3 separate regions of the Homo sapiens genome follow, and regions 1 and 2 are each linked to region 3. The links are chromatin loops, found by intact Hi-C in ENCODE. Cell type or tissue: sigmoid colon. All regions are shown on one strand.

What was found. Peaks named below come from ENCODE experiments on the same cell type or tissue, not always from the same donor. Only the 100,000 strongest peaks of a DNase experiment are listed, where the experiment ranks them.
Region 1: a loop joins it to region 3, with 3 times the contacts of the local background. A loop is called at or near these places in 27 of 110 quality-filtered maps.
Region 2: it touches region 3 in a loop (2.7-fold over the local background); 2 of 110 quality-filtered maps call a loop at or near these places.

Annotation. Positions count from the first base shown.
Region 1 is chr9:130,261,735-130,269,734 of GRCh38, reverse strand. It overlaps HMCN2 (hemicentin 2), which reads right to left and starts at 3,975. Exons shown (of 98, transcript NM_001291815.2): 1 at 3,598-3,975. The coding sequence starts at 3,856. LOC124902285 (a long non-coding RNA gene) reads left to right here and starts at 2,846. Exons shown (of 2, transcript XR_007061817.1): 1 at 2,846-3,319; 2 at 6,695-8,000. RefSeq lists an enhancer at 500-1,087. In sigmoid colon, no CTCF peak of the experiment used is centred here; DNase peaks (open chromatin) are centred at 1,064, 2,954, 3,364, 4,084 and 2 weaker places; H3K4me3 peaks cover 4,392 bases; H3K27ac peaks cover 2,473 bases.
Region 2 is chr9:130,181,769-130,189,768 of GRCh38, reverse strand. All of the region lies in intron 1 of NCS1 (neuronal calcium sensor 1), which reads right to left. Among named protein-coding and RNA genes, the nearest start is that of NCS1, 13 kb to the right of the region's middle. RefSeq lists a silencer at 54-403 and enhancers at 1,577-2,418, 2,419-3,261, 3,262-4,103. In sigmoid colon, no CTCF peak of the experiment used is centred here; DNase peaks (open chromatin) are centred at 2,378, 3,538, 4,577 and 6,415; H3K4me3 peaks cover 3,904 bases; H3K27ac peaks cover 226 bases.
Region 3 is chr9:130,328,512-130,336,511 of GRCh38, reverse strand. All of the region lies in intron 22 of HMCN2 (hemicentin 2), which reads right to left. Among named protein-coding and RNA genes, the nearest start is that of HMCN2, 67 kb to the right of the region's middle. In sigmoid colon, no CTCF peak of the experiment used is centred here; DNase peaks (open chromatin) are centred at 2,941, 4,741, 7,030, 7,811 and 3 weaker places; H3K4me3 peaks cover 1 bases; H3K27ac peaks cover 2,767 bases.

The DNA.
Region 1 (8,000 bases), 67 kb after region 3:
CCCATGAAAAAATTTGCAAAGAAACTGACAGTTTACAAAATAAGAAATTCATACCAAAAATATCTAGTGAACGCTTGAAAGACATATTGAACCTCACTAGCAATTGAAACAAGAAGATATCATTTTCCATTTTTGAATTAGAAAAGAAAGGTTTTTATATTAATTTCCAGTGTTGGGGGTGGCTGTGCTGAAACGGGCCCCTGAAACAGTTCTGGTGGAAGTTCAATCTCCTGAAACATTCTGGAAAACAACCTGAAGAGTCGTCCCCCCACTCGGTGTGTTAAAAATGGCCTAGAATTCCACTTCAAGGAACTTAAGCCTACGTAAAAACCAATCAAAGATGCAGACAAAGATTTTTACAAGAGAGTTTCTTAGTAACATTTTAATATAGAAACACTGAAAACAACCTAAATTTTAGCACTAGATCTTGGTTTCTACTACTAATTTCAAAAAAAAAAAAAAAAAAAAGGAACCAGGGCTCTTTTGCAATGATTAGCAAATTTCTAACTTTTCTACTCTGGGAACATACAATTTTTAATTTAGAAACTGTAAAATTTCCGAAGCACGGATCTTAGTTTGTCTCCAAGCAGGAACAGTCTAGAACCGCCACGATTTGCCCCGCACCCGCCTCTTGGGGTTTAGGAGAGGGGCTTACTTTAAGAAAACCCTCCCGCTGTGCAGCTCTGGGAGCTGGAACAAACAGCTACAACCCGTTTCTCAAGTTCCTCTTCCACCAAAGGGGATTCTATTTGCTGATTCAAAAGGCACAGCCAGGCCTAAATCACAGTTCCAAACTGCTGCTCAGAAGCCCTCGGTGGCTGTTCACAGCCCATAGAAGGAAAAGGAAATCCAAGTCCGCCAAGGCATCAATCGGCCCTGCACTCACGGCTGTGTCCAATCTTGCCCTTCCCCACTTTCCCGCTCCACTCCTCCCGTGCACACCCAGCTCCCACACACACCTGTCCCTCCACATCAGCCCTCCTGTCCATCCCCCGGTCCTTACCCAGCCAGCTCCACATGCCCCAGGGAGTCCTCTCTCCCTGCTGTGTTCCCAGCACCTGGCATCTGCCAGGCAAACGGCCAAAACCCAGTAAACATTCACTGATGTTCTTCAGGCCCTACTCACAGGCTGCTTCCTCAGGGGGGGGTCTTTCCTTAGCCCCCTTCCTTGCTTACTGGCCCATGGCCAGGAGTTGGCACCTGAGCCACCACATGTCACTTTCTACTCCCCACCTGGCCTGTCCCAGAGGGCTACCAGCCCCGTGGAATGAACCATGCCCCTTTACACTGTGAGCCTCCCTGGGCTCTACACAGATCAAGGGCTCCATGGTGCTGAAGTCTCCCCGACGTCTGAACCTGGGGGTGTCACTCGGAAGCTAATTTGGGGAACCAGGATGGAGAACTGGATTTTTGTTTCATAGAGGATGGAGTGAGGGGGCTGAGCCTGGTGAAGGCTGGAGAACTGCCCACCAGCTCAGTGCCCAGAGAGGAGAGGGAAGAGCAGGGGTGGGAGGTGGGCTTCCTGAGGCTCATGGCCACAAATGGGGCAGCGAGGACAGTCTCAGGAACCCTGGTCTGGGCTTCAGGACACGACATCTGGCTCTGAAAGGCTGCTATCCTGCTGGGCCACTGGAGCCACATATTTCAGAGACAAATGTGGGTTATGATTCAGGAATGACGCCACCCTGGCAGGTGGCCTTGGGAAAGTCTCATCAGTGTCCTGAGCCTCAGTTTTTCCAACTGTAAGATAAAGGGGTAGATTCAACGATCTCTAAGCTCCTTCAGTGTGATGTCTTCGGAAGCCCCAGAACAATTCAGAAAGTGGGTGAGAGAGCTGGGGAGACGGAGGGTGACCTGTGTTCCAGCTTAAGTGCCAGAACACACTTCACAGCCCACCTCCTCACAACCCCCAGCTTGGTTGCCCCCTGACTCCAAGATAGAAGCTGTCCATCTGATGTTCCTAGAAATCTTTGTCTAGAGCCTTGGCTTCTGAGCTTTGAGCTGCAAAACCCTGTGGTGCCCAGAACTCCTGGAAGCAGAGGGGCCTCCAAGCCCCTAGACCACAAACTCAGCCTGAAGCCTACGTAGAACTATGTCTTCCCACTGTTTTGTCCATTTTCTAAGAACCTGTAATGGTATTGTGATTAATAAATGCAAATCCCTCTGCAAGGACTTGCTGGCTCATACAGCCAATGGCCACCGTCTATTTCTTCAGCACAAGAACACTCTGCAGTACAATTTAGCAAGGAATCTGTGCGTGTGTGTGTGTGTGTGTGTGTGTGTGTGTGTGTGTGTGTGTTTTATTTGGGGGGGTTGTTTGTTTGTTTGTTTGTTGCTTTATAAAGCTATCCTTGACAGAGGGGTGAATGATAGAGAGATGTGATAAAGCAAAATATGACTCAGAGGCTCTCGGTGGGCATAGGCGGTTCCATGTATGTTTCTCCCCATTTTACTGTAAGTTTGAAATTTTCCATTAAAAAACGCTGGGGAGGCTGGGTGCAGTGGCTCATGCTTGTAATTTCAGCACTTTGGGAGGCCTAAGTGGGAGGATCACTGAGGCCAGGAGTTTGAGACTAGCCTGGGCAATACAGAGAGACTCCATGTCTATAAAAAATTTAAAAATCAGCCAGGCATGGTGGCGTATGCTTGTAGTCCCAGCTACTTGGGAGGCTGAAGCAGGAGGGTCACCTGAGCCCAGGAGTTCGAGGCTGCAGCGAGCTGTGATCACGCCACTGCACTCCAGCCTGGGTGACAGAGCCAGACCTTGTCTCAAAAAAAAAAAGAAGTGTGGAAAGCAGTCCTGCTCCTCGCCGCTGGGAACCTGCAGCTCACTCAGCAACCGCTGTCCCTGGGACTCTCTACAGTGGAGCGCCCAGGGACCCTTTCAAGGGCGCCCCTAACACTGAGCTGCAAGGCAGGGGGTTAAAGGGGAAGCAGAGGTGCAGCGTGCAGGGAAGAAGGAGTTAGGGCGGAACTCAGCTGTGAGAACACAGCAGGTGGAGGCCACGGGGCCAGCACACGAGAGGCGCTGCCCTTTCCCCAGGGAAGACAGGCGAGGGGACAAGACCAGCAAGGGTGAGTCCGCTCCCCACTGCAGGGTCCGTGGTGGACCCCATTTCGTCTCAAGGCCTGCCTCTGGGAGCCATTCCGGTCTCCAAGCCTCCGCTGGGAGCGAATTCTAAGAATTGGCCAAAGGAAAAGCCCTGCAAAGGCTCGTAGCGTCCCAAGTCCTCGAGAGGAATGCCTCATTTCAACATCTCAGCAAGTCTGGGAGGCCATCCTCACCATTTCATAGGTGGGGCCGGTAAGGCGCGGGAAGGTGAGGTCACTTGCTGAAGTCTCACAACGGCGCGGGAGAGCAGGGAGAGCAGGTTCCTTGAGCGAGGGAATGTTCCAGGGGGGTGGGAGGGAAGGGACAGCTGCAAGGACTGCCCAGGTGGCCAGGGTACCCGCAGCGCGGATATGCCGAGAAGGCGCGCCCGCCAAGCCGCGGCGCAGCCCACGACGTCCAGGTGCGTTCGGGGCCAACTGAGGGGGTCAGGCAGGTGAGAGCACCTCGAAGGGGGCGCCCGGCGGGCGGGGGTGCGGGGGCGCTACCTGGGTCGTGGAAGGGCACCAGCGCGTAGTTGGCGATGGCCTGGCTGCGGCGGCTCAGACTGCGTTCCAGAATGCGCGAGGCGCCATCGATCACCTGCATCAGTTCGTCCCACATGGAGCCGGTGACGTCGAAGACGAAGGCCAGGGTGGCGTCCCCCGTGGTGGGGGGCATTACCGTCCCGGGCGCCCCGGCCACTGCCACTGCCACTGCCGCAGAGACCGCGGTCAGCAGCCGCAGGAGCGGCGCCCCGGGCATCATGCCGAGCGCGGCTCTGGCTGCGGGTGCTGCGGTGGAGGCGCAGGTCGGAGCTAGCCGGCCGCCCCGGTGCACACGGCGGCTGCAGGCAGTGCCTTGCTCCGTCGGGCCGCGGCCAGTGCGCGAGGGATAGGGGCGCGCGGCGGGTCCGCCTGCTGGGCGCCCGAGGCGGGTCCTAGAGCCCACCCCGTTCAGGGTCACGGCCCGCCTCCTCCCCTCCCCCAATCGTGACTCAAACTTTCCCAGCCCCACTGTTCGCCCGTCCAGATCCGAGGTTAGGGGAGGACGCGGGGCGGAAGGCAGAAAGGAGCTGGGGCCCCGGCCAGGGCAGCGAGGGATGGGGACGCGCAGGATGCAGTGGACACCTGCGCCTCCCGCCGATGGCGCGCCGGGGGCGGGAGAGAGGGAGGGGGAGGCGCAACGGCCCCAGTCTCCCTCCAGCCCCAACTCCCCCCACCCCTGCCTGGCCAAAGCGGACCCTGGCTTCTGCAGCTCCCTCCACCCAGTGCTGCGACAAATCCCCCCACCCCCGCCCCCCAACACACACACAAACTTTGCCATTCGTTTTCCTTCTGCCAGGTGGGCTCTGTGCTTCCCGGTTATTGCAAGCACTACTGCTATTATAATCAACAAGAAGTCTTGTTGTTAACCATGTTCTAAGCATTTTCAGTTATTTGCTTGAAGACTGGCTGCAACCCTAGAATGAAATACTAACCCTAAGCCCATTTTACAGAGGAGCAAACTGAGGCTCAGAGAGGTGAAGGCATTTGCTCCAGGTCACTCAATTATCAAACAATGAAGACAAGATCAGAGGCCAGATCTAGAAAGACTCCAAAGGCCCAGGGCTCTGCTGCCTCCCTTGTGTTAAAAGACATTGTCACACGGTCACCTGGTGACTCCAGAGGATGAGGGCTATCCTCCTGCCCATCCACCTCCCCAGCCCCATGGGCTGCATGTGTGGATGCTGCATCCCACGTGAGGTGCTGCCTGGGACTGGGTTCAGCCTCCTGCTCCGGGCAGATCCAGATGGGCTCAGGCACGGCTGCTTATCTCAGGCTGTGCTCTCGGGACCTGTTTCCAGGCCTCTCTCCCCGCTGGCCTATAAGCCCCTTGAGGGCACGGCTAGGCCTTGGTCTACACTGGATGAGCCCCTAGTTCCCAGCCCATATCCAAGCACATGGTGGGGAGGCACTAATGTTGTCTGAATAAATAAACCGCAGCTTTTGTGGAAATGCCGGGTTTTGAGTCATGTGCGAGAAGGTAGCTAATCCCCTCAATCCCTCCTCCGAGAACACCATGCTCCCAGAGACATGGCTGAGGGCTCTAGGTCTGTGAGTGATGGGGGGCGCTTTCTTGAGCCCCTGTCCCTGCAGAGTCGTCAGCCAGGAAGCCACCCCTCCGCCACGCTCTTCCTTTCCTCTTCGGTCTCAGCTCAGACCCCACCTCTGAGGCTGCTTCTGAACCCTTGCCCTGCAACCCACATTTCTCTGAGCCCTGTCCTGGCTCTGACCACACCGTACAGCCCATGTCATGTCTGGGGCCCTGCCTCTCCCACTCTGGCTGTGAGTTCTATGGCAGAGATCCTGTGCCCGGCACATGCTAGGTGCCCAAGGAAGGTGTGCCACCTGAATGGGGCAGCAGGCATCAGAGAAGCTTGGCAGCTGGGCATTGGCCACAGCGGGAGGTAGCACACATCCGCAGGGACTCTGTTCTAGCCCAGAGCTGGGGTCCGAGGGAAATGGTCTCCCACGGAGCTACCAGTCTCGTGGAATATAGTGCCACCAGGTGCCCAGACCCAGCAAGGGAGTGGAACTTGCAGCCAAGTTCACAGGAAGTTGAGTCACCTGCACTTCTTAATGCTGGCTCTTTAAATCTCCCTGGGCTAAGTCTGTGATAACCCCCAGAGTCTGGGCAGGGCTGGGCCAGCTGTTGGAGAAAGAGGTCCCAGCTGTGGGAAGGCAAAAGCCAACAGGAGCCAGGAACCAGGCAGGACTCATAAATGGTGACATTTCAGGCACAGTGCAGGGAACATTTGGGGACAAAGGTCCTTCGGTCATTCACACCACAAACATTTGCTGAGCCCAAGCTGTGGTCAGGCACTCTGCTAGGCAGCGAGAGCAGCAGCGGGGGGTGGGGGGATGAAGATGCAGAAGACATGCTTCCCACTCTGGGGAGAAGAGACATGTAAACAAATAATTCTAAGTCAATGAGGTAAGTGCTAATAGAGGAATTACCAAGCACTCTGGGAACTCAGAGGAAGGAGTGACTGAGCCTAAGAGGTCAGAGGAGGCCACAGAATGAGCCTGAGAAGTCTTAAGGAACAAGCAGGGAAGGGTATTTGAGGAGCAGGAACAGCATGTGCGAAGGCAGGGAGATCTGAGACACCCACTGACAGGTAGCCCTATGTAACCAGCCAGGGGATGGCAAGCTGAGAACAAAGACTAGATCACAAAGGACCTCTGGTATCTTGCAAATGCACTTGGGGTTTTTCTGAGGACATTGGGGAGCTATTGAAGAATGCAGGCCAGAAAGCCATCTGATTTGATGTGCATTTCAGACAGGTCACAGCAGAGAAGTTTGGAGGGTAGACCTTGTAGATGCCAGGAAGCCACAAATCTACCCATCAAGGATGTAAGGGCAAAGCTGGCCCCAAAGAAAAAAAGCAAGATACCTTTCCCCGAGCTGGTCACCGGGGGCAAAAGGAATCATGGATTTCAGTCCTGAAACAGCCTGGCTACCTGGAGCAAAGCCCTCCCCTCCCGGGAGCTTGGTCTCTTCATTCATAAAATGATTCTGAGACGGAAGGGAGGCTAACAAGATAACCTCTGATGTTTCTTGCAGCCTTACCACTCTGGAACCACCACCCCGGTCCCTCAGAGACAGAGGAAGGATGCGAGGGGAAGTCTAGGCTCATCTTGGCACTGCTTCCCCCAACTGCCAGGGAAGAGAGGCTTGAGCAGGCACCTGTCATCTGTCTGCCATAGCTCCATCAAAGAGTAATGTCTGGCCTGACCCCAATGCCCATCCAGGATGACTGGAGGTGCTGCCCCAAGCACCATCCTCTCCGAGTGCTCGGGGCTTCCCAAGAATGTAACTATGGTCGCATAGCAAAAGTGAGCAAGGCTGCAGTGCAGCAGCCCAGAGAAAACACAACTGAACCTCATCAATCAATTTCCATCCCACCACCTTGACTTGACTGCAGGCTGCCTGGGAACCCCACACTTCTCCTCTCTTTCCAGAAGAAGCGGTCTCAGCGGAGTTGTTTCCTAACGTAGCACATTTGTTGCAGACAGCTACAGAGAGCAAAAATATGCTATGGGCCATCCACTTAAAGGAAACAGGCACGGGTATTGCTCAACCTGCCGAGTTCAGCCCTGGCTCATGAACTCAGTTCCATGCACTGCGTCTGCACTGGGGATCCATGTGCAGAGGGGCCAGATCAAAACCCCGGACTCTGAATACATGGTCAGTGCACGAGAAATGACTTCTCCCTACCAATCGCCCTTCCTTACTCTTTCCTATTCCCTGCTCCCCAAATGCCTTCTAGTCTTGGCCGCATTAAATCTGTGATTCTAGGCTGGGCGTGGTGGCTCACGCCTGCAATCCCAGCACTTTGGGAGGCCGAGATGGGCAGACCAGCTGAGGTCAGGAGTTTGAGACCAACCTGGCCAACATGGTGAAACTCCGTCTCTACTAAAAATACAAAAATTAGCCAGGCATGGTGGCAGGCATCCATAATCCCAGCTTCTTGGGAGGCTGAGGCAGGAGAATTGCTTGAACCTGGAAGACGGAGGTTGCAGTGAGCGAAGATCGCACCACTGTACTCCAGCCTGGGCGACAAAGCGAGACTCTGTCTCAAAAAATAAAAATAAATAAATCTGCAATTCTAACATCCCCCACTCACTTCATCCCACCCCAGCCCTCATCCTCAGGGAATCTTCTCTGTTCCTCTGAGAGAGTAAAAATACTAAGGGTGGAGAGGATTGGCCAGAGCCTCGGGGAAGGCCAGACCCCGTACTGACCCCCTCCTCAGGTGCTCCCTCAGCAACCTCTAACGTCAACATCTCCTCTTCATGGAACAGATGAGACAACTGAGGCTCCGAGAGGTGAAGTCCTGTGTCTGGACTGGGCTGTGTGTTGGCGTGTG
Region 2 (8,000 bases), 150 kb after region 3:
GCAGGTTCAAGCAATTCTCCTGCCTCAGCTTCCTGAGTAGCTGGGATTATAGGCACGCGCCACCACACCCGGCTAATTTTTGTATTTTTAGTAGAGACAGGGTTTCACCATGTTGACTAGACTGGTCTCGAACTACTGACCTCAAGTGATCCGCCCACCTCGGCCTCTCAAAGTCCTGGGATTACAGGCGTGAGCCACCGTGGCTGGCCAAGACCCTGGGGAAATCTTGGGTGTGTGGAGTTTTCTCAAGATTCCTGGTGGGGACCCTCTCAAACATTTCAGAGCCGACCCCGGCACTCAGGGATCCGGATCAGTCCCATTCCACAAGCATTTCCCAAACACTGCCAAGGTCAGACATTGTGGAAGGCACTGAAGCAACTGACCTACTCAGTAGAAAGGGTCTTTGTCTAAACTGACTCATTCTTTAGCCCCTGTAGACAAGTGACCTTGGGTAACTAAATTCACCTCTCTGAGCCTCAGTTTCCTTAGCTGTAAAATGGGAATAGTGGCGGTCACAATACGTTTCTTGCAGGCTGGTTAAAGGAACAAACAGGATTTTCACCCTTTCCTTCATCCAGCAATTAATTTCTGAGCACACTCAATGGGTCAGAACCTGAGCCAGGCTCCAGGGACACAGCAATGACCTAGACACAGGTTCCTGTCCTCTGAGTCCCTGATACAACAGGGGAGACACACCCTGTTAGCACACACCCACACAGCTGTCTATCTGTCATAATAAGAAAGGAAAGCTCAGCTGGGCCCAGTGGCTCATGCCTGTAATCCCAGCACTTTGGGAGACCAAGACGGGCGGATCACCAGAGGTCAGGAGTTTGAGACCAGCCTGGCCAACATGGCAAAACCCCGTGTCTATTACAAATACAAAAATAAGCTAGGCATGGTGGCAGGCACCTGTAATTCCAGTTACTCGGGAGGCTGAAACAGGAGAATCGCTTGAACCCAGGAGGCAGAAGTTGCAGCAAGCCAAGATTGCACCACTGCACTCCAGCCTGGGCAACAAAGTGAGATCCCCGTCTCAAAAAAGAAAAACAAAGGAAAGAGGCTGGGCGCAGTGGCTCATGCCTGTAATCCCAGCACTTTGGGAGGCCAAGAAGGCGGGTGAATCACCTGAGGTCGGGAGTTCGAGACCAGCCTGACCAACATGGAGAAACCCCGTCTCTACTAAAAATATAAAATTAGGTCATGGTGGCACATGCCTGTAATCCCAGCTACTCGGGAGGCTGAGGCAGGAGAATCACTTGAACCCAGGAGGCTCCGCCGAGATCGAGCCATTGCACTCCAGCCTGGGCAACAAGAGCGAAACCCCGTCTCAAAAAAAAAAAAAAAAGGAAAGTTCAGGATTAATGAAATGTGAAGCAGGAACCCAACCTAGCCTAGGGGGTCAGGCGTGCTCCCTGAGGAAAGGGCTGATGTGCAGGCCTCAGCCAGGCAAAGAAGAAGAAGCAGAGCTTTCCAGGAGAGGCTGCAGGTCCAAGCCTCAGAGGCCATCCAGAGCCTGGCGAGTTCAGGAACCACAAGAAGCCACATCACACTAGAACAAAACCTTATCCAGAGGCAGCGTGGTGTGGTCCAGGTGGAGAGAACACAGCAAGTATCCCAAAATGTTAACAATTGCCACTACTATTAATATAGGTGTCACAGCACCCAAAGACAAGACCAGATGGCCAGGGCTAATAACGGGGGCACCCCACAGGGGCAGGAACTGCAAGAGGCCGAGCAGGCCACCACCCCCCATCTCCCCACTTTGGATCATGTGGCATCTGCCTCCCCCACCCTAGTCCCCACATTCCTGCTTCAGTCCTAGCCCTCCAGGGACCCCCACCCCAGCCCCAGGAAGGGGTGGGAGACACAAAGCTGTGTGGCCTCCATCACAGCTCAGGCAGAAGCCAAATTGTTCACAGAAGCCACACGGTCACACCTAATGTCATAGCCGGTAGAGCAGGGAGCCCTCTGGATGGAAGCACTGTGAGGCTCCCAAGATGCAACAGAGGCGAGAGGTGAAGAGAGACCCCAGGGAAGGTGCGAGGCCCTCCACACAGGGATAGATGGAGATGGCATTGGCAGGGACGCAGAGACTGGGCAACGGTGGCACCAGGGGTGGAACCAGCATTGGCCACTGCCAGCACCTCCCCTCCCAGAATGCAGTGGATCTGCTTCCGAAACACCGAGGTCTGGCCCCTGAGCTGCACCAGGGCAGAACGGCTCCTGCAGGGACCACAGGAGGTTTTAGGACATGTGTTCCAGGGCAACTGGCTGGGAGGGGTGGCGAGGGCTGCTGCTGGAGCCCAGGCAGAGGCAGCCCTGGCCAGCAGCAGGCAGCAGCCCTGACTCCGGCTCTGGCCCTTTAAGAGCGGAGGGTGGAGGCTCGGCCCTGACCTGCCCTCCTGGAGGAGGCACAGAGTGACTCATCAGGGTCCTTGTCACGGTGCTCAGAGAGCAGGAGGACCCAGGGATGGCAGCGACGGGGCACAGAGAGGCACAGACTCGGACACATCAGCCTGGCCAGAGCTCGCTGTAGGCCGGACCCTGACCTTGACTGGGATACCTGCCGGTGCCTCCCTGGGCAGGGCCCCCCGTCTCCCAGGTGTGCCCTGTGGCCTCACATTGCTCCCCTGCTTTCCGAGACACTCCTCCTAGCGGAGCCCTTGCCCTGCTGGGTCAGCCAACAGCTCTGAGGGACCAACTCACTGCCCGCGCCCCCGCCCCGCCTCTCCAGGTACCTCCTAAAGCAGGGGCCATCAGCAACCCCACTCCACAACCAGGAAACCGAAGCTTGGAGAGGCCAAGGGACTTCCGCGGATCTGCTTCTGGCCACATAAGCTCACCTCTGAGCTGCTCAATCGCTCGTCAGTGCCCCTCGTGCTTGGAGCCAGGCTGAGCACAGCACGGGCCCTCCTGCCATCAGGGCCCTCCCGCCATCAGCACCCTCACGGCCACAGGCCCTCTATGCTGCAGTCACCGTGCAATTTCATGTCCCCAGAGTTGCCAAACCTTGACACCTCCTTGGGACCCTCTCAGGGCTTCCATCCAGAGGGCTCCCTGCTCTACTGGCCATGACATTAGATGTGACCGTGTGGCTTCTGTGACCAATTTGGCTTCTGCCTGAGCTGTGATGGAGACCAGCTCTGTGTCTCCCACCCCTTCCTGGGGCTGGGGGTTCGGGAGCCCTGGAAGGTGAGGACTGACCTGGAACATGCTGTTCCTGCTGCCTGAAGCACTCTCATCGTCCCCCACACAAACCCTCCCCGCAAACTTCTCATCTCCCTCAAGCAGTACTATCAAATTCAGCAAACAAAAATACAGATACCCTGTTAAGTTCAAATATCAGGTAAACAGCAAATCATTTTTCAGTATGTCTGGCAACCCTAGCCCCGGGTCTCAACTACAATATTACCTCCTCCAGGAAGCCCTCCCAGATGCACCCCAGACCAGGGAGATTCCCAGTCCATTGTGCAAAGCCCTGTCTTGACGCTTATCCCAGCCTGACATCTGCCTCCCCGCCAAACTGTGAATGCCAGCAGGGCCAGAAATCCAGCCAGCCAGCCTGCCCTGTGGCCCCAGCATCCGCAGGGCCTAACACGAGGCAGCTGTTCCATAAACATTCTCTAAATCAAGGAGTGAGGGCTGGCAAGGTGGCCCAGGAACCCGTTTGGCCACACATGCCCCCCACAGGACCCAGGGCCTCCCCTCTGCTCCCTGCTGGCCATGCCTCCTTCCTTGAGATGCACCTAGATCTCTTCTCAAGGCCGTCCCCAGCTCCACAGAACCTGAGCTGGGGAATCATGGCCGGGGCACCTAGGCAGGCTTCGCTCAGCGATTTTGACAGCTGCTCTTCATTTTAATTGAGATCATGTTGCGCTCAGGCGCAGCAAAGGCCTCATCACGGAAAGCCTGAAGACAACAATGGCCCGGCAAGGCTGTGTGGGCTGCTGGGCGCGCAGGGGGTGGTGGGGCCACTGGCCGAGGGGCAAGAACCCGGCCAGTGCAGGCTTTGAGCTCTCAAGCTCCTCCTCTGCCCAGCACACACACCATATATTTTTGAACAGAAGGAAAGCATTCGCTGTTTCCCCCACAGTGCCAAAAATAGCCCCAGCTCCTGCCTCTGAACAGGAATCTTTCGGTTCCTACAAAGAGGCAGGAGCAGGGCCGGGAGGAGGGGCCTTGCTGGCTGGCTGGCGGCTTGGACCCCTCCTCAACTCCCCAGCCCCAGCAGGTGAGAAGGGTCTGGGGTCCTCACGAGGCCTGGCCAGCTGGGGCCCAGCCTCCCCACACCCCACTTCTCAGGATCCCCCAGCCACGGAGGAAAACCCCCCTCCCCCAGCCCAGGAGGTAGGAGAGGGCTGGACAGAAACGGAAAGCAAAGCCCAAGATGGATAAGAAGGAACTTCGTTCATTCATTGGCTTGCTCGTTTATGTACTTGTTTTCTCATTCATTCCAACAATATGCACAGGCTCTGTTCTAGGAGCAGGGGCTACTCCGGCAGCCACGCAACGAGACGCAGTCATGCAATAAGATGCAGTCGGTCCTCACAGCTCCCAGCTGAATCAAGGGGGACTATGAAACATGTCGTCACCACCAGGACTGAGGAGGAGGCCGGGCCCAAGGACATCCCCCCTGGAAGTAGCCGCTGGGCTTTGATGCGAGTGTGGACGAGGATGGGTCCCATCCATGGCCAGTGGGAGGAAGCAGAGGGCTGGGTCCGATGAATAGGTGCCTGCCTCTGGGATGGCCGGGCGCGGTGGCTTACACCTGTAACCCCAGCCCCTTTTTTTTTTTTTGAGACGGAGTCTCGGAGTCTTATTCTGTCGCCCAGGCTGGACTGCAGTGGCGCAATCTCAGCTCACGGAATCCCAGCACTTTGGGAGGCTGAGACAGGCGGATCAAGGTCAGGAAATCAAGACCACCCTGGCCAACATGGCGAAAACCTGTCTCTACTAAAATACAAAAAAAAAAAATTAGCCAGGCGTGGTGGTGCACGCCTGTAATCCCAGCTACTTGGGAGGCTGAGGCAAGAGAATCGCTTGAACCTGGGAGGCAGACGTTGCAGTGAGCCGAGATTGCACCATTTCACTCCAGCCTGGGTGACAGAGCGAGACTCTGTCTCAAAACAAAAAAAGAAAAAGAAAAAAAGAAAGAAAAGGTGCCTCTGGGCTGCCCTAGCACGCTGCATGGCTCCCTCATCCAACCTAGCAAAAAGTCTGCAAGAGGCATTGTCTTCCTGTTTTATAGGTGAAGGCGCGGGGATGCATCAGGAGGGATTAAAAGCCTGGGATAAGCCGTGCCAGGCCCTGTCACCAATGTTTTCGCATGAATGCCATCCACAATCCTGGGAGGCATCTGCCCATTTCACAGATGAAGTCTGAGGGCTCGGTGGGAAAGGCCAGACCAAGGTCCCAGAACTAACCAGTAGAGGCCTTGGGATTTGAATCCAGGCCTGTGGGTCCCTGAGAGGAGCCCCGGACACCAGACCACCAGAAAAGCCATCTTGGCTCAGCATCCCTCTCCCAGTTCTGCAGAGATTCAGAGAAGGAAGTGGTCACAGGGCTAGAAGTGGAGAGCAAAGGATTTGAACCCAGCTCTGTTTGGTTCCAAGTCTAGGGCTCTTTCTGTTTCCCATAGCAGAAGAAAGAAAAGAAAAGACGCCGGGCGCGGTGGCTCACACCTGTAATCCCAGCACTTTGGGAGGCCGAGGCGGGTGGATAATGAGGTCAGGAGATCGAGACCATCCTGGCTAACATAGTGAAACCCCATCTCTGCTAAAAAACACAAAAAATTAGCAGGGTATGGTGGCGGGCGCCTGTGGTCCCAGCTACTCGGGAGGCTGAGGCCAGAGAATGGCGTGAACCCGGGAGGCAGAGCTTGCAGTGGGCCGAGATCATGCCACTGCACTCCAGCCTGGGCGACAGAGCGAGACTCTGTCTCAAAAAAAAAAAGAAAGAAAAGAAAAGAAGGAGGGAAGGGAAAAGAAAAGGAAGGAAGGAAAAGAGAAAGAGAAAGAGAAAGAAGGAAGGAAGAGAGAGAGAAAGAAGGAAGGAAGGGAGAGAGAGAAAAAAAGAAAGAAAGGAAGGAAGAAAGAGAGAGAAGGAAAGAAAAAGAAAGAAAGAAAGAGAGATAAAGAGGCCACTTTCCATCCCCAAAGGCTAGGGCTGTGGGGGAGCCGAGGTGGCCATGGCCCCACAGCTGGAGAGAGAGAAAGGCACACTGAACCCACTTCCCTGCTGAAAACTCAAGCCTGAAATAAAAAGGCAGAGTGCTATTTCTGCCTTGGGTTAAACATTCCTCAAAGCCACATTCCTCCTGCCCTCCCCCTGCTCCCCTGCCAGGGAATCCAGAGCACAGTGGCCTGGATGCCTCACCAGCTTCCTGGGGCCCCCTCGGTGGCTCAGAAGTGCCAAAGCCAGCAACTGCCCTGCACCCCTCCTGGGCAAGGAGCTCCCCCCCCCAGCCGCATGGTCAGGGCACCCGGAGCTGAGAAATGGTGACATCGCATCTCACAGAGAGTGGAACAGATGGAGAGACTGCGGCCCTGAGAGGGGCAGCCAGAGGCCACAGCAAGCCAGGCTGGAACCAGGACCCAACTCTCAACTCCCTGGCTGTCCCCCTTCCCCGACAGACTGTAGGTCAGGAGCACAGGCAGGTCCTGTCCTGGTCACCAGGGAGAGCAAACCACAGCACTGCAGGGAAAAACTCTTCGGAAAGATCCCAGCCTTCTGCAGAGGCGAGGACACCCCGGGCCACACACCCCACAGACACCAAAGACCACAAGATGTGGCCCAGACCTCAAGGAGCTAAAAGTCACGGGGGTCCCCTTGGCCACCATGCCCCCAAAACCCACACTGCACCTGTGAGGACTTGGTCTCTTTCTCTGTCGGACAGATACCTCCGAAGGCACCTGGGCTGAGCCAGGCACAGGGCAGGGCAGGATGGCCAGGGGCACTCAGTCCTCACCACCTTGTCCGTGACAAGGCTTCCCAGGAGCAGGGGTGGTGCCAGCACCGTAAGATGGCGGTACGTTGCTCCTAAGTTCCCAGGGCGGGAGGATGACCATTGAGATCAGCCCAGCGCCCACACACGGTCAGCACCTGCTGAGCCTCCACTGGGGTGGGTGGAGGCTGAGGAAGCCGTTGAGGCCAGGGCACAGCTGCGCCACACACTCCTATCAGCGCCTCTCCTCCTGCCGCCTTTCCACAAGGCCTCAACTCTGCCTCCTTCCTGGAGGAAGGCAAGGCGGAGGCTGCCCCAAATCTCCTGCAGGAGGCAGAACCTCTGGAACCAGCGGGAAGGATCCTATCTGCCACCAACCTCACACCCAGCCCAGGAGTCCGGGATGCCTGGCCAGTGTCTGATGCTCCAGCAGCGGCTTGGATGCTCCCAGGGACTGGGCGCTCCCTCCCCTTGGCAGGGAACTCCAAGGTTTTGAGGCTCACAGAGACGGTGGGAGGCAGGCGCCGGGTGGGAAGGGCGTGGCTCTGGCAACATAAAGATCTAAGCCTGAACCCCGACTGGCCATCGATTGGCTGGCTGGGGGGACTTGGGCGTGTCCCTGAACTTGCCTGGGCCTCCCTTTCCTCATCTGTAAAATGGGTATAAGGGTCCCTACTCCCAGGGCTTTGGGGAGAGGGCAGCACTCAGCACTCCTGGTCCCGAGTGCCCACTGGGTAAACGGTGGTCGTCATTGCTGTCATCTCCCCCCAACCACAATACTCCCCTACTGCCTTGGGGAGTGGCAGCTTATCACCTGGTTCCAGACCTGGCAGCTGAGCTCCCAGCCTTTGGCGCGGCTCCCGGCCTGTCTGTGCCTCCCTCCCCAGCGTCCCCCACCCCCAGGCACACCTACATTTACAACCTGTACAGAGCTGCCCTCACACACCACCACACGCGTGCGCACAGGAGTGCCCGGCTCACCCACTCCTGACACACGCCATGACCCCGTCACTCACGCTCGGAGCGTGCCCACGTGAATCGGGACTTGCCCACGTGC
Region 3 (8,000 bases):
CTAAGCCATCTCATTTTGGAAAATAGAGCCATCAGTTGTGCTCAATGCTCACAGGGTTGTCAAAAGAACTGAATGGCCTAATTCATAACACGGCGTCTGGAACAGAGAGGTCCTCAACAAAGGTCAGCTGCTTCCATGGAGACAAGAGCACATGCATAAATAATACACAAAGTTTTGCATGTTTTAAAACTTGCATCACGAGCTATATCACGATATAAATAGCATCATGAGTATATATGTAGGGCTAATTAACTCATTTTTGACTGTTGTGTAATATTCCCTTGTATGATCACACCACAGTTTATTAACTTGCTCCCTTTTGAGTGGACATTTAAACATTCAGATCTTTATCTCTTCCTTCTTTCCTTCCTTTCTCCTTCCTTCTTTCCTTCCTTTCTCTCTCTCTCACTCACTCACTGCTCTATGTGTCTCACATGCACCGGAGCAGGTCTCCTGGGCTACAGGCTCACACCCTCTGCTCTCAAAGATCTCACACCTTGCAAGGGAGGGGTTCTCATCAGATTCTCCCAGCTGCATGTGAAACATGCTGATTCTCAGGCCCTACCCAGAGACTCATTCCATGGAGGAGGTAGGAATTGGGGTTTTACTAAAAAGCCCTAGGTAGCTGATACTAATGGCTGCGGAACCGCCTCCAGGGAACCACTGCCTGAGGACATGAAGACGTGCCCCTTCCCCAAGAAGCAGCATGGCAGAGCAGATGGGTGCGGGTCTTTGACGGCAGGTGTCCTGGTGAGAACCACCATTCTGCCTCTTACAGGCTGACCTCGAGCCAAGGACGCCATCTCCCTGAGTTTCAGTGTCCTTATCTAGTGTGAACTGATATCACACACACAAAGCCTGAGGTGCCCAGGACATAGTATATGGATAACACCTGCTCATCTTTCAATACCGAGACATCACCTCCTCCAGGTCACCTAAACTGCCTTGCTATTAGTGTGACACAAATCCCCAGCCAATGTCTGGGACCTCTCCGCAGTCTTCAATCAGCTGGGCAGCCCTGAACAGTTTGCTCAGTCTTTATAGTGCAAAGGAATACGCGAGAAGACACCACAGAAATATGTATGTGTCCTGGCAATGGGTAAACATTTCCCCTGCGTAGCTCTCCTCTGTCTGCCACTCCAGCTTGAATGTTCTCTTCTACAGCTTTTTAAAAAATTAAATATGTTGACATGTCGACACCCACCAATCAACGGCCAAATCCATTTGATGCTGAAACTTATACACTCAATCACACTCCAGGCTGGGATGCGGTCCCCTCCCTAGATTTCATCGCAACACCTGGGCTGGCAAACAGGGATGATGTGGGCCAGTAGGAAGAGGTCTGGGCTAGAAACTGGAGTTCTGGATCCGAGGTTCAACTGTGCTTCAGACATGCTGTGCAGCCCCAGGCAGGGCAGTCAACATCTCTGAACCCCATTTCATATTTGAAAAGGCAGCACACAGTCTGGGTAACACAAGGAGACCTCATCTCTACAAAAAATAAAAAACTAGCTGGGCATAGTGGCACATGCCTGTGGTCCCAGCTAATTGAGAGGCTGAGTTGGGAGGATCACTCAAGCCCAGGAGATTGAGAGCTCTGGTTGTGCCACTGTACTCCAGCCTGGGCAACGGGGCAAGACTCTGTGAAGAAAAATAAAGGGTGAGGGAGGGAGGGAGGGAGAGAGAGAGAGAGAGGAGAGAGAGAGAGAGAAGAGAGAGAGAGAGGAAGAGGGAGAGAGAGAGAGAGAGAGAAGAGAGAGAGAGAAAGAGAAAGAGAGAGAAAGAGAGAAGAGAGAGAGAGAGAAAGAAAGAAAGAAAGAGAGAAAGAAAGAGCAGCTCCAGACTCTAATCTGAGAAGTTGCCCTCCAGAACTTTAAGGACCATAGAATCCCTACTCCCCTCTTCACCAAACCCTTAAAAAGATAGGAAATGGGGCTTCTGAAAAAAAAAAAAAAAAAAAAACTTCCAAAAGTGTTAACAATTCACACCAATAAAAGTGGGTATCTTATCTTTCTTAGGAGCATCCAAGATCATTTCCTAGAAGGAGGATTCTGCTTGCTACATCACCAAGGAAGAAATGGGGGAATCCATTTTACAGATGGACAAGCTGAGGCCAAAGGATCCAGGACCTGCCCAGCAGAGCCTGTGTCTGCTCTAAATGCCAAACTGGCCACATCCTCACCTGCTCTCAAGCCCTCTGTGGCTGCCCACTGCTCCCTGACAAAACCCAAGCACAGTACTATGGCCTGTGTGGACCTACGCAGACCACCCCCAACTCCCCTGCATCCCTGCATGGGGGCACTGGACCACCGTTCCTCCGCAGGGGGCCAGGCCCATCTCACCAGCCCTCCTTGGCACATGCTGTTCCTTCTACCTGGGACACACCTGCACTTCCCATTCACCTGGATGATACTTGATTCATCTTCCAATACGGAGACATCACCTCCTCCAGGAAGGCTGACTTGATGCCCCAGGCTGGTAGGTCCATCCTGTAGGCTCCCACAGCTTCCTGAACATCCTGCCATCAAAGCCTTCACCACACTGGCTTGTCACCACCTGTCACCTGCCTGCCTGTGGCTCCAAGGGGACATCCGTCTTATTTCTCTTGGTATCTCCAGGACCTGCTCAGACCTGGCACAGAGAGATGCCTTATCATGACCCTGCGCATGCTCTGCGGAGACTCAGGGAAAAGGTGAAGCTGCAGCTATGGGCCTGGGGTTTCGAGGGCAGCCTACCACCTGCTCCTTCTGCCCCCTACCACTCTCCCGCTACATTCCCAGAAGCTCAGTGGGAGGTTTGGGGGCTGCAGCCCAGCAGGGAAGGGGAGGCGGCAGCGGAGAGATGGGAGAAAGGGAGGAGGCCACAGAGTCTCCGAGGAACAGGCTGCTGTTGGGCACATGGTGTGATGAGCGGGGCAGACTTCATCGCGACGTGCACGGCCAGATGGCTCCACGCAGCGCCCAGATGAGAGTGGAGAGGTTTGAGGGGAATTTCCTGTTTATGACATCCATCTGGCTTGAGCCCCTGCAGTGAGGCGCACGCAGATGTCAGAGTGGTGGGGAGAAGCAAGAGGGGCCCAGGGGGCAGAGGGCTGCCCAGAGAGACCAAAGGGCATCTGATAGGGAGTGCCAGGAATAATGCCAGTTCCCAGGCCTCACCTGTCTGCCTCATCCCCGGCACACACCTTTGCTGCACTCAGGGAAGCCTTCCCTGCTGCCCCAGGCAATACCCTGCCTCCCATTACATGCTTCCCATGCCACTCTGCAGTTTACCACGCCTGTCATTACGCTGTCTGATGGCTCCGTGAGGGAAGGAGCCAGGTGTGCCCAGGTCCCCGGCATGCCCCAGTTCAGCATGGGCCCTGGCCTGGTCCACAGTAGGTGTTCAATAAATATTTCATGGCAAATTGCATCTGTTCCCTGTCCATGCCACACACTCCCTTCACCGCCTTCATTGACACGGGTCCCTGCTCTCCCTCCCTCCCCCCAGACCTTCCACCATCTCAATACTGCCCTCCTGCCCTCCCCAGACCCCCGCTGTCTCCCACATTGCTGTTTTTGCTGCCTCTGTCTATAAAGCATCCAGGAGCAGGGCCGGCGGCCGTGGAATGAACGGCACTCCCCGCCAGAGTCACCCAGCCTGCTGCACGGCTGGTTCTCAGCACAGAGCGCACAGTCAGGCAACACTCAACAGATGCCCACTATGCACTAGTGGACGCCAGCCCTGTCTGCTGGCCTGGAGAGAACCCCTCCCGGAAACCACTGCCCCAACTCGCGTCTTCTTCCTGTAGCCTGACCAGGATCGCAGACCCGTGAGGAGGCCACATGAGGGAAGGTCATGCTGGAGAAATTCAGGAGGAGGTGCCTGAGACACGCCAAGGGGCCTCAGGTAGGTAGGGGGAGACGGAGCCAGCGCCATCGCACGAGCCCGGAGAGCGTAAGCCCTGCGATGCTGGTGCTGCTAACGAGGATGGTGCTGACGCCAGCCACAGCTGTCAACTATTGAGTGCTTCCTGTGGGTCACTGTGCCGCCAAACACGCTCTCACTTAGAATCCCAACAGCCAGACCTACCAGGCAGGCAGACCCACTACCACACCCCCTTTTGCAGAGGAGAAGACTGAGCCTCCGGAGGTGTGGTCCTGGTGTCCACGGCCACTGAGCTGGCCAGGGCACAGCGAGGACTGGACCCTCACACTGTGCGACCATGCTCCTTCCTAACCGCCATGGTGATCTAAACGTCCGGCTCTGAAGGCGAGGAAACTTAAATGTTCTCCAGAAAGACAGCCACTGCCCACAGGCTGACCAGATGGACTCCAGAGCCACCAGACCAGAAACCAACAAGGGCTTTGAGGATCCACCAAGGTACAGTCCCCATGCAGGGCCCTGGGCAGTCCAGGCACACCACTGGCTTGCAGAGAGCAGTGAGCTGCTTTCCCTGCCACAAGTCACCAGATCCCAGCTGCAGGCCTCACCTCTCACCTCTAATGAGCCGGCCCAGTGGTCCCCTTCCAGGAGAAGGGTGGGTGGGCAGCCTGTCCTGCAGTGTGCTTGGGAAGGGGCAGAGGAGGGTGGTGGGGGTATCAAAGGAAGAAAACCTGGAAGAACGAGATAGAAACGCACCATCCTCTCACTGCCCCCACACCGCGCTGGGATTAGGGATTTGGCCCTGTGTGGAATGCTGGCCGGCTGCCTCCGGGAGCCACAGCCAGAGCCAGGAGTGCTCACAGCCGTCCCATCTCCTCATCGGAATCCCAAACAAACATTGTTGCCTGGAAACACTGCCTCGCCCCAGCATCCCTGGGCTGAATCATGGGACCAGAGCCCCGAGATGCTCTCTGGCCACCATCGCCTGTCCAACCCTTTCATTTCTCAAACTGAAAGGCTGAGGCCCAGGGAGGGGAGAGGGGAAGGGTCTTGTTTGAGGTCACCGGGCGAGCTGGGGTGAAGCTGGGATGGGACCCCAGGTCTTCTGCCACCTGACCTCACACACAGCCCAAGCCCATGTCTTCTGTCTCCGAGGCTGCAACACAATCCTGGGCATAGGATACTGCTCAGTCAATGCTGCTGACTTCAATTTTGAATTTGCAACTTGGATGTCTTTTTCAAAAATAAGTCCCACAGGAAAGAAGCACTCAGTGACCATTCCCACCCTCGGACTTCACCGTTGGCTTCTGGGACCGTCCCGCAAGGAACCGACCCAGGAGATAAAGAGGAACATTGTGCAAAGCTGCTCCAACAGTCCCATTTATGACCGCGAGAGCTGGCAACATGGCCGTGCCCCACACAGAGCAATGACTTAGCGATGATGGGAGCCGAGCGCCCTGGAATGTTACTTTGTCCTTTTTTTTTTTTTTTAAGACAGAGTCTTGCTCTGTTGCAAGGATGGAGTGCGATGGCACGATCTTGGCTCACTGCAACCTTCACCTCCCAGGTTCAAGCGATTCCCCTGCCTCAGCCTCCCGAGAAGCTGGGACTACAGGCGCGCACCACCACGTCCGGCTATTTGTGTGTGTGTGTGTGTGTGTGTGTGTGTGTGTGTGTGTTTCAGTAGAGACAGGGTTTCACCATGTTGGCCAGGATGATCTTGATCTCCTGACCTCGTGATCCGCCTTCCTTGGCTTCCCAAAGTGCTGGGATTACAGGCATGAGCCACCATGACCGGTCTATTTTGCCCTTCAAAAGGAAAAGCAAGTGACGTGGGCCAGAATGAATCGAGAAAATGGGTAAAAGAGAAAAGGAATCCGTGATGAGGACGGAATATAAGATGCACGAGGTTTAATTTTAGAACAGCCCCTACAAGGATAAGAGCCGCTCCAAAGGGACTGGGATGCAGCTGGGCGGCTCAGAACTTCACGGCTTCTGAGGTTCCTAGGATGCTTCCTCTGTGAGCACTTGCTGACTTGGGGGGGTCGAAGATACCTAGGAGTTCAGAGAGCAGTGGCCCACCTGATACGTGTGTCCCTGTGCGTGCGTCTATGTGTGTCTGCGTGTCTGTGCATGTTGGGACCCAGCCCCAAGAGCTGCAGGGTCAGGTTCCACGTCCCCACACCCCATGTGTTTCTGTTTCCTCCTCAGTGCACTGGGCATGGTGCCATCCACCCCAACCACCTACAGGGCGCTGGCAGGAGAGGGCCACCCCTGGACAAGGGGAATGGAGGGGGCCGCAGAGGCTCAGCACATCTTGGCTCTCAGCCCTGACTACACCGCAGAATTCCCCACAGACAGGAGAAGGGGCTGCCGTGGAGCCCTGTCCTTGGGGCAGCTCAGCAGGGAAGAGGAGCAAGGGAGCAGGGGAGGGGGGAGAGGGGCGTGGAGGGCTGCTGGCCCCTGTCAAGAGATGAGCACCTACGACTCACCAGACGCATCAGCCAGGTAAGTGCTCCGTTTTCAGAAGGGCAGCTTTGAGGCTGAGCCTGGGGACATCCTTGGAGAAGGAAGGACAAGGAAGACAAGGGAGAGGGGAAGGGAGGGGAAGGGGAGGAGGAGGGAAAGGGAAGAGGGAGACAGGAGAGGAAGAGGAAGAGGATGTAGGGAAGGGGGGGAGGGGAGGAGGAAGCAGACAGACAGAAAGTCTCACTGTGTGTTTTCCAAGGGGCTTTTTAAGTCTCTGTGTTCTGGTCGAGTCACTGAGGGACGGAGGGGGTGTGGTGTGTCTGTGAGAGGCTGAGTGTGGTTCTGTGTGTGGACACTGCCAGTGTGGGGCAGGGAGGGAACCAGAGGACCCAGAGCCTGCGAACAAAGCTTCAAGTACAATCAAAAGTGAGGCTATGGCCAGGCACAGTGGCTCACGCCTGTAATCCCAGCACTTTGGGAGACCGAGGCGGGTGGACCACCTGAGGCCAGGAGTTCAAGACCAGCCTGACCAAGATGGTGAAACCCCGTCTCTACTAAAAATACAGAAATTAGCTGGGCATGATGGCAGGTGCCTGTAATCCCAGCTACTCGGGAGCCTAAGGCAGGAGAATCAGTTGAACCAGGGAGGCGGAGGTTGCAGTGAGCTGAGATTGCACCACTGCACTCCAGCCTGGCAACAGAGTGAAACTCCATCTCCGAAAAAAAAAAAAAAAAAAAAGTGAGGCTATTCACAGCCACCAAAATGTGGAAACAGCCCCAGTGCACATCAACTGATGAGTGGACACACAAAAGGTGAGCACCCACAGGATGGGACACTATTTGGCCATTAAAAGGAAGCAGGCACTCATCTGGCTACGACATGGATGAACCTGGAAGACATTGAGTTAGGTGACAGAAGCCAGACACGAAAGGCCCCATGTAATTCATTTATATCAAATGTCCAGAATAGGCTGAAAGCAGATCAGTGGCTGTCAGGGGCTGCAGTGGGGCTGGAGCAGAAATGGGGGGCTGGTGGCTGCCAATGAGTATGAAGTTTTTTTGGGAGGGTGATGAACATGTTCTAAAATTGATCATGGTGATGGCTGCACAGTCTGAATATACTAAAAACACTGAACTGTGTCCTTTAAATAAGCGAATGATACAGTATGTGAATTACATCTCAATAAAGGTTTTATATTTAAAAAGCAGGTGACAATTGAGATAACAGGTGTGGTAGGAGGAGGATAAATGTGTAAAAGCTGGAGAGGATGTCTCAGTTTGTGAACAGCAACAGCAGGGAAATCATACGAAAGGGAGCGAGTTTTCAGCACATCTGACTTCCTAAGCACTGCACATCCGTCATTACCCCAAAAGGGTGCTATTTAAATAATGTCCACTTTGCAGATGGAGGAACAGGCCAAGAGGAGCCAGTGGCCACCCGAGGTTGCATGACTAAGAAGGGAGCAGGCAGTTCGGCACCGGGTCTGCGGAACTCCAGGGCCTGAGCACTTAACCCCACCCCCGCCTCCCAGCACATTTTCCCTCCTTATTTAGATAAACTCTCAGAATCTCCCAAATCTGGAGATAAAACAATGTAAGCCAGCACGAAGTGAAGAGGGCAAGGGAGAGGGAACACAACACAACTCTAGGATTGCAAAAGTGGCTTT